Regions from separate parts of the Homo sapiens genome. Here all the other regions are linked to region 3. Evidence: chromatin contacts called from ENCODE Hi-C or POLR2A ChIA-PET data. All regions are on one chromosome and are shown on one strand. Each heading gives the region's core, a stretch centred on a gene start or an enhancer-like site at or near the end of the contact. The rest is flanking DNA. Distances are from core to core; before and after follow the strand shown.

What was found. Hi-C counts contacts between places; a loop is a spot of excess contacts on that map. ChIA-PET counts read pairs that join two places held with the same protein, here RNA polymerase II (POLR2A). Pooled maps may share reads with other maps.
Region 1: a loop to region 3 is called in a pooled map, with 9 times the contacts of the local background. The contact joins the promoter of NARF-AS2 here to the promoter of ACTG1 in region 3. A Hi-C loop is called at or near these places in 3 of 37 single-sample maps with no recorded cell type and 8 of 50 pooled maps.
Region 2: a pooled map shows a loop between it and region 3 (6-fold over the local background). The contact joins the promoter of CCDC57 here to the promoter of ACTG1 in region 3. A Hi-C loop is called at or near these places in 2 of 37 single-sample maps with no recorded cell type and 4 of 50 pooled maps. POLR2A ChIA-PET finds 5 or more read pairs at or near these places in 1 of 52 experiments (activated CD4-positive, alpha-beta T cell).

The regions. Positions count from the first base shown.
Region 1 is chr17:82,457,269-82,459,968 of GRCh38, reverse strand. It overlaps NARF-AS2 (NARF antisense RNA 2), which reads left to right and starts at 1,450. Exons shown (of 3, transcript NR_184099.1): 1 at 1,450-2,296; 2 at 2,421-2,531. It overlaps NARF (nuclear prelamin A recognition factor), which reads right to left and starts at 1,228. Exons shown (of 11, transcript NM_012336.4): 1 at 1,139-1,228. The coding sequence starts at 1,165. RefSeq lists enhancers at 474-1,306, 1,740-1,889 and a silencer at 890-1,709.
Region 2 is chr17:82,211,517-82,214,216 of GRCh38, reverse strand. It overlaps CCDC57 (coiled-coil domain containing 57), which reads left to right and starts at 1,375. Exons shown (of 19, transcript NM_001394669.1): 1 at 1,375-1,432. RefSeq lists an enhancer at 22-964 and a silencer at 915-1,834.
Region 3 is chr17:81,511,549-81,514,248 of GRCh38, reverse strand. ACTG1 (actin gamma 1) reads left to right here and starts at 1,450. Exons shown (of 6, transcript NM_001614.5): 1 at 1,450-1,515; 2 at 1,889-2,017; 3 at 2,107-2,346; 4 at 2,623-2,700. The coding sequence starts at 1,895. RefSeq lists silencers at 25-214, 845-1,324, 1,525-1,694 and enhancers at 345-394, 425-704, 1,915-2,004.

The DNA of each region.
Region 1 (2,700 bases), core at 201-2,700, 950 kb before region 3:
TCAATGAACTTTTACTTCGTCTCCCTTAAGAAAATGTGCACATTCTGACCAATGAAGCTCATGTATTTCTATCCTTTCTTTTAGTTTATTTATTTATTTTTTTAGACGGAGTCTCGCTCTCACCCAGGCTGGAGTGCAGGGGCGCAATCTCGGCTCACTGCAGCCTCCACCTCCCGGGTTCAAGCGATTCTCCTGCCTCGGCCTTCTGAGTAGCTGGGATTACAGGTGTGCGCCACCACACCCAGCTAATTTTATATTTTTAGTAGAGACTGGGTTTCGCCATGTTGGCCACGATGGTCTTGAACTGCTGACCTCAGGTGATCCACCCGCCTCGGCCTCCCCTCCCAAGGTGCTGGGATAACAGGCTTGAGCCACCGTGCCTGGCCTTCTATCCTTCTAACCCTTCTAGTGAAACAGGTACTGAAGGACACACACACATCTCTATTGTTTACAATAATAAAAAAGCAGAAGCAACTGTAGCCTTCACCCCACAGGCGAATTCCCCTGGACACAGGTGTACTTAGAATAGGACGCAGCCACCACCGGGGATGAACGACCCATGGAATGTTAGGAAGCCTCCTGCCACGGCGTCACGCGCAGAAGTGCCAGCCACAGAGCAGCATCCACAGGAGCCCATTCCGGCAATAACAGCTACAAAACCCCCCTGCGTGCGCTGCGCGGTTGTTGCCATGGCCTGGAGACAACCGCGGAAGGCGCCGGTCAGCAGCCGTCACCCGCTTCCGCCCCTGCACCGGCTGCTCGGTGACCCTCAGAGGGGCAGGTTCGAAAACGCCTAAAACCCTCTCGAAACGCTTCTGATCATTCCCGCCACGACCGCTGTTTACTCGGACTGTGGTGCGCGGCACGAGAGGCTCGGTCTCCGTGCGTTTCCGCGCTTCGCGGGCGTGGGAAAGATGGACAAGTTCAGGGAGAACCGCGAAGACCGAACCCGCCCTGCAGAGCGCAGCGGACCCCGCGCCGGCCGCCTCCACGCCGAGCGGGCCCAGGGTGCCGAGGCCGGGGGCGCCTTGAAGAGCCCTGAAGCGAGCGAGCGGCGGGCCCGGACCGCCAACCTCGGCCGCCCAGAGCCCCACAGGACAAGCACCAGGCGCGCGCCTCCCCGGCCCGCGGCGCTCACCTTGCGCGTGCAGTGCTCACACTTCATCTGGAGCGCGGCGGGCGGGAGGCCGGGCGCCTCAGCCTCAGGGAAGCACCGGGAGACTGGGACACCACTGCCCGCCGCCCGCGGCCCTTTGTTGTCCTCCCCCGACGCGGCCTCACCCCCAACGGCCGCGCTCGGCCAATGAGAGCACCGGGAGAGGACAAGCCGCACCCCTGGGCCAATAGGATTCCCCACCCTTACGGCTTTGCCTAGGCCAATGACAGTGTCGGGAAGGGGCGGGCCAGGCCCCAGAGCCAATCGGAGCGCGCGGGGCGGACCGCAGGCTCACTCCACGTACGGCGCCGGGGGGACCGGGTCCTTGCGCCGGTTTCCGCTTCTCGTGGGTCCTGCGGCGGCGGCGGCGGCCAAGCGGCGTTCACCAGGGAGTCGGTGAGCGCGCGGACTGTCCCGAGGCCAAGCTGGGGCCGTTCCAGGGTGCTCGGTCCGGTGGTCACGGGGCCTGGAGGCCCCTGGGCCCGCGGAGGCCGCGGCCGGGCTCTGTCAGCCAGCTCGGCGTTGGACACTCGCCTTACTCGCGGCTCCTAACGGGGCGGGCCGGGGGCACAGCCCTCGTCCGCCGCCATTGCCACTTGACGTCGTGTCACGTAGGCTCGGCGGAGTAGCAGCGCGCATGCGCGGCCTGCCTGTCAGTAACCACGTGATGGACCCGGAAGCCCGAGGGCAGATGCTAAATGATGGCCATTTGACATTTGCGTGTGTTCACTATGGATAGTTTTACCAAGTACATTGATTTGGGCCCTTACAGCTTACAAAGTAAAGATAACACTTACTCCTCCAAGAAATTGATTTCAGCTAAGCAAAACATTGATACAGGGCTATAATGGAAGTGTTGGACTCATAAACGTTTTATGAAATCAGTGTGTGTGTATTACAGAAATCAGAAATGAGAAGTAAGAACATGTCTGGGAGAGTGTGACATAAGAAAAATAACTTGTAGGCGTATTTAACAGACAGCAGCAGTTCTCAGGATTCCCCATGTTAGAGCCTTCCTTCCTGTCCTCTGAGAAATGAAAATGAAATCCAAAGACCCCCAACTGACTACACGAACCCCCTACTGGCTAAGGAGATCCCAGGGTTGCCTTGAAGGCAGTTCTCAGCCATGACAGATGGGAGGTGAGACACCTGTTATTAAGGCCAACCCTTGGCTAACTACCATTAGGTTTTCTTGGCTAAGAGCTTAACGGAAACCAGCGCTTTCGAAAGACTCCACCGCTGATAACAACTCTCTCATTTGCAGTTTCGGCCCAATTGACCAGTATTCCTTACTGATAAGAGACACTGACCATGGAGTGGTTCTGGTGAGATGACATGACCCTCGTGAAGGGGCCTGAAGCTTCATTGTGTTTGTGTATGTTTCTCTCTTCAAAAATATTCATGACTTCTCCTGTAGCTTGATAAATATGTATATTTACACACTGCACCTCATAGATTCCTGTTCCCTTTGCCCCTCCCTGGAAGTGTCTGTTTCTGGCTTCTGGCCAGAGGCAGTGCTTCCCTGTCTGTCAGAATGGCCACCC
Region 2 (2,700 bases), core at 126-2,625, 700 kb before region 3:
TCCTGTGGGTGGGGGTAGCAGGGAGCCAACAGTCCAGGCCCTACATCCTGTTCTAATAGAGTGACAAGTCTGATGAGGCTGGGGGTGCACAAGCACTGAGAAGGCAGCAGGACAGGGAGCCAAACACATGGGGTGGTGGGGGAAACCAGGGAGCTGGACACAGGGTGGGGGGGTCCTGGGAGTTGGACACATGGGCCAGGTTGGGGGTCCAGGGAGCTAGACACAGGGGGTGGGGAGGGGAGTCCAGGGGACTAGACACAGAGTGGGGGGTGGGTCCAGGGGGCTAGACACACAGTGTGGGGGGTGGGTCCAGGGAGCCGGACATACACATGGGGTGGGGAGGGGGCATCCAGGGAACCAAGTCTAGGCAGAGGCAACTGGCGCAAAGGACCTGAGGCAGAAGAGGGTTTGGTGTGTGAGGCGGGACTGAGGACTGTGGGCGAGGGAGACAGCTCTACCAGGACGCATGGTTCGGGGAGGACAGGCTGCAGGGTGCCTGGGCTGCAGGCACGGCACGGAGAGGAGTGATCCAGTGTTAACAATGTGGGTGGAGGATGACACCAGACCCCTGGCTTATTGCCCCACCAGGGGAATTCCCAGACACCAAACACCCCCTCCACTCCCACGCAGAATTGCGGGCTGAGGGTTCGGGTGAGCCAGGCTGCTCTGTCCCGGGGCCGGGCTCTGTTCATCCATCCGCAGATGGATACGGACACGTGCCTTTTTCTGAGGATGTGAATGGTTGGGAATGGCTGTGCCTGAGGATGTTGTTCCCACAGGATGGTGGGGGCGACTTCGGGCCTCGGTGGGTCCCGACCCCCCTCCTTCCCCCAGTTCCCTAATCAGGGTCTGAGCGACCGCGCGCACGGCCCCTGGGCCCCGCCGGTCTCCGAGCCCGTGGGCAGCGCCGGGAACTCGTGCCCCGGTGGCCGCAGCCGACCCTTAGGCAGGACTTCGTGGCGCCCCCGGCCCGAACAGACCCCCACGGGCAGCCTCGGCCGCCCCGTGCTCCCTTCATCTCAGGGCAAAAGCTCAAGTCAACCCTTCGGGACCGCGAGCCGGGCGGCCTCAGGAAGCGGGCGCCTGGGGACCCTCGGCCGGGCCGGGGGCGGCGAAGGTGGGGGCGCCTCGCGCGGCGGAACCCGCCGTCCCCATAGCCCGGAGCCCCGTCCGGAGTCGCCCCGCTGACCGGTGAGGAGGCCGGGCTCCCTCCTTCGATCTGCGGCGGTGGTCGGGTCGGCCGGGGCGCCCCTCGGACCCGGGCGCAGCGCGGAACCCGGCGGGGCGGGAGGGGCCGGAACCTAGCGCCAGGGACCCCGTTTCCTGTCGGCGGGACCCGAGCGCTGCACCGAGCGCAGCCGGACGCGGCCGACTGACCCGGTCGCTGTGGCAACGCGGCGGGACCTGGCCAGCGCTGCTGGCGGGCGTTAGGGTGAGGTGCGGGCGGGCGGCGTGGGAGGCGTGGGAGGCGTGGGGGGCGCCGCTCCGACCACTCTTCCTGTAGAAAACCCCAGCAGCTGCCGTCCTGTCGGACGCAGCGCTTTGGTGGGGACCTGGAGCGCGAGGTCGACCCTCAGAGCTCGGCCAGGCCCGGACCGGGGATCCCCTCGCGGAGGCTGCGGCGGGGCGGGGCGGGGGTTGCGGCCGCGTGGAGCGGGAGCGTTCCCTCGGTCTCCCGTGGGTGACCTGGGGCGGTGGGCGCTGCCGACCAGGGCCCCGCAGCCCCGGGAGAATTCCCCGGGTTCCGCCGCCGGCAAGGACGGCTCCGCGCCCAGGCAGCCTTACAGTGTCTGTGAGTTTAAAAAAAAAAAAAAAAAAAGAGAGGAAAAAAAAAGGCCGGAGGCGGTGGTTCGCGCCTGTAATCCAGCACTTTGGGAGGCAGAGGCGGGCAGATTGCTTGAGGCCCGGAGTTCGAGACCAGCCTGGCCAACATGGTGAAACCCCCTCTCTACTAAAAATACAAAAATTATTGGGCGTGGTGGTGCACGCCTGTAATCCCAGCTACTCCGGAGGCTGAAGCAGGAGAATCGCTTGAACCCGATGTTGTAACTGAGGGAGTTATAGAGAGAACGCCACACTCTGAGACTACTCAGGAGTCCTGTATTGCCAGCGACTGACAGACTGCTAGAGCTGCAAATTCCCTCGGCCCCGAAGAAGGGGCTAGATTTCTTTTGATACCTTGGTCTAAATAGAGGAGGGGAGGCTAGCTGAAGCGATTTTTTTACAGAAGCAGAATAGGCAAAAAGTTAAAAGATAAATGGTTACAGAAACAGTTACAGGAAAATAAACAGTTCCAGGTACAGGGGCTTAAATTATCACAAAGTGATAAACGCAGGGGCTTTGGGTACCATCAACCGAGCGCGTTCCCAGGAGCTGCTGGTACAGCTTGCTCCAGTTTCTTATCAGTATTTTATCAGTAAGCGCATTCCTGGATGTGCTTGGAGTCAGCTTGCCCCAGTTATGTCCTTAAGGGACGGGGACAAGGGGCTGCAAGCGAAGAAACCAAAATGGTGTCTGTCCGGCCCTCTCAGCTAAGAGAGAGTCAGTCAGGTTAAAACAAAGTAGGGTACCACACCGAGAGGCGCAGGTTGCGGAGAGCCAAGATCGCGCCATTGCACTCCAGTCTGGGAGACAAGAGCGAAACTCGGTCTCAAAAAAAAAAAAAATTATCTGTAACTTAGAAAAAGGATACAAAAGGAG
Region 3 (2,700 bases), core at 201-2,700:
CCCGGCTTCGCCACGGGAGGGAACATACCTGACAGCCTTGCCCGGGCCCCCGGAGATTCTGGGCCTGGGGGCGCTCAGCACCCCTGGGAGGCCTGGGGCACGGGGGCCTTAGGCACGGGTCTCGGCGTCCGGGCTGACTGCAGCCCGCAGGTGAGCTGGGCCGGCCGCCTTGCCCTGACTCGCTGTTGTCACTCCCAAACACGGGGTCGCGAGCTAACGTTGCAGGGCCCCGGACTCCGCGTGGGGACCCCGGCCCCGCCCCCCAGCCTGTCGAGTCAATCTGAACGCTCTGCGACCTCGGGCGAGTCCGTCCCCTCACTGCGCGGCCTCACTGCCACCCCTACGCGGCCGGCGCTCCAACCCTGAAAATTCCAGCAGCGCACAAGGAAACCGTAGTGCCGGGCGCCTCTCGGGGTGTAACCAAAGCACCGGCGCCGCTCCTGGCGAGGAGTGAGCGCCCTGGACAAGCCTGTGGCTAAACCCACGCCAGCCCTGATCGCTGCTCTTAACTAGCATCGTAAACAGAAGAGGGTATCCCCCCGACCGCCCGAAGCTGGGGAGCCGACCTTCAAAAAAGTCAGGGCTCCCATTGTCTACCTCAGTTTCCCTATAATGTCTACAGGTGACCAGAATGAAACAAAGGCCTCACTCCACACCACCTTCTCAGCACATAAGGGGGCGGGGTAGCCCCAACCCGGAGCGCGCGCCTGGGGACAATCAGGCCTGTGATTTGAGGGGCAGGGATGTGTCGGGTCGGGTAGAAAGGGGCCTCGGTCTTCAAACGAACGGAGATCCGGGGCAGGGCGCCCCGTGGAGGGACCTGCATGGTGGTGGCTGCGCTTGGGGACGGGCGGGCTGTTTCCTATGGTGACCGGGGCGAGGTGAGGGCTCCTGAGAGCTCCCCCGCGCCCAGGGACGCAGAGCGTCGCGGACCCCCGCCGCGCCCCTTCCTCAGCCCGGCACTGGCGCCCGAGATCCTCGTGGAGCCCGAGGGGAAAGATTGCAAGGGACGTCCCAGGGAGCAAAGCCCCGCAGCGTGGCCGGGGACTCGGGGACCCACCCCAGCTCCGGCGCGGCCCCGCCCCGGGTCAGGCAGTTTCGGGGCGCAGCAGGGCCCTCCCCACGGCGCGGCAGTCCCGGGGAGGGGCCAGGCCCGTCAGCCCTTCGGCCCTCCCGGCGACCCTCGGAGGGCGCCCCAACTCAGACCCGCCCGCCGGCCCGCGCAGGGTCGCGAGCGCGCGGGGGTGGCGCGGGCGGGGCCGTTGGGAGGCGGTGCGGGCTGGGGGCGGGGCGGGCCGGGGCCCCACGTGTCCCTGCCCGGCGGGCCAATGGGTGCCCGGCTTTCGGAAAGATCGCCATATATGGACATGTTCTGGGGCCGCGCGCGCCGCCGGGCCGCGCGGGCGCGCCGCTTCCGCTTAAATAACGGCGGGGGAGGCCGCGGTCGGTCTCAGTCGCCGCTGCCAGCTCTCGCACTCTGTTCTTCCGCCGCTCCGCCGTCGCGTTTCTCTGCCGGTGAGCGCCCCGCCCCGGGGCCTGAGCTGGACGTCGCAGGCCTGCGCCCCCCGACCCCGGCTGGCCCCGCTTCCAGCTGCCGAGGCCTCGTCGCGCCTTCCCCGGGAACAAAAGGCGGGGTGGGCCGGGTCAGGCGGACGGGGCTGGGGGGGCGCCGGGGGTCCAGGGCGGGGCCCGGCCGCAGTGCAGACTTCCGAGCCGTGGACGTTACGTAAAAGGCCCGGCCTTCGGTTCCAGGCGGTTGCGATCTTGGAGGCCACGGCCGCTGGGGTTGGGGCAGGGCCGAGGCTTCCCCGCGGGAGGGCATTAGGTGGCTGTGGGGAGGGGACCGTGTTACAGACGCGCCCGCCTGAGTCCATCCTTTTCCGGGCAGGTCGCAATGGAAGAAGAGATCGCCGCGCTGGTCATTGACAATGGCTCCGGCATGTGCAAAGCTGGTTTTGCTGGGGACGACGCTCCCCGAGCCGTGTTTCCTTCCATCGTCGGGCGCCCCAGACACCAGGTGAGTGGATGGCGCCGCGGGGCTCCTGGGTTCTGCGTTGCGGGGTGGGTTCGGTGTCGCCGGCGAGGCTGACGGGTCGTCCCCTGCAGGGCGTCATGGTGGGCATGGGCCAGAAGGACTCCTACGTGGGCGACGAGGCCCAGAGCAAGCGTGGCATCCTGACCCTGAAGTACCCCATTGAGCATGGCATCGTCACCAACTGGGACGACATGGAGAAGATCTGGCACCACACCTTCTACAACGAGCTGCGCGTGGCCCCGGAGGAGCACCCAGTGCTGCTGACCGAGGCCCCCCTGAACCCCAAGGCCAACAGAGAGAAGATGACTCAGGTGAGGCTCGGCCGACGCCCGTGCTCCTCCCGTCCTTTCCCCAGTCATTTTCTGCCCGGCTTGATTTCTGACATTTAAGTGTTTCTTTCGCTGTTCCAGGCTCTGTTCCTCTCCCGGCATTTCCTCCCTGAAGCCTCCAGGTTTCTCATTTGGTTTCTGCCTGCGTTCTTTTCTTTTCTCCACACATCACACTGGCATGCAGCATGTTGTGGCGTGTGAGCATGGGGTGGCCGTGGGTCTCTGTCCCTGACTAAGCCGCCCCTTGTCCCTTCTCAGATTATGTTTGAGACCTTCAACACCCCGGCCATGTACGTGGCCATCCAGGCCGTGCTGTCCCTCTACGCCTCTGGGCGC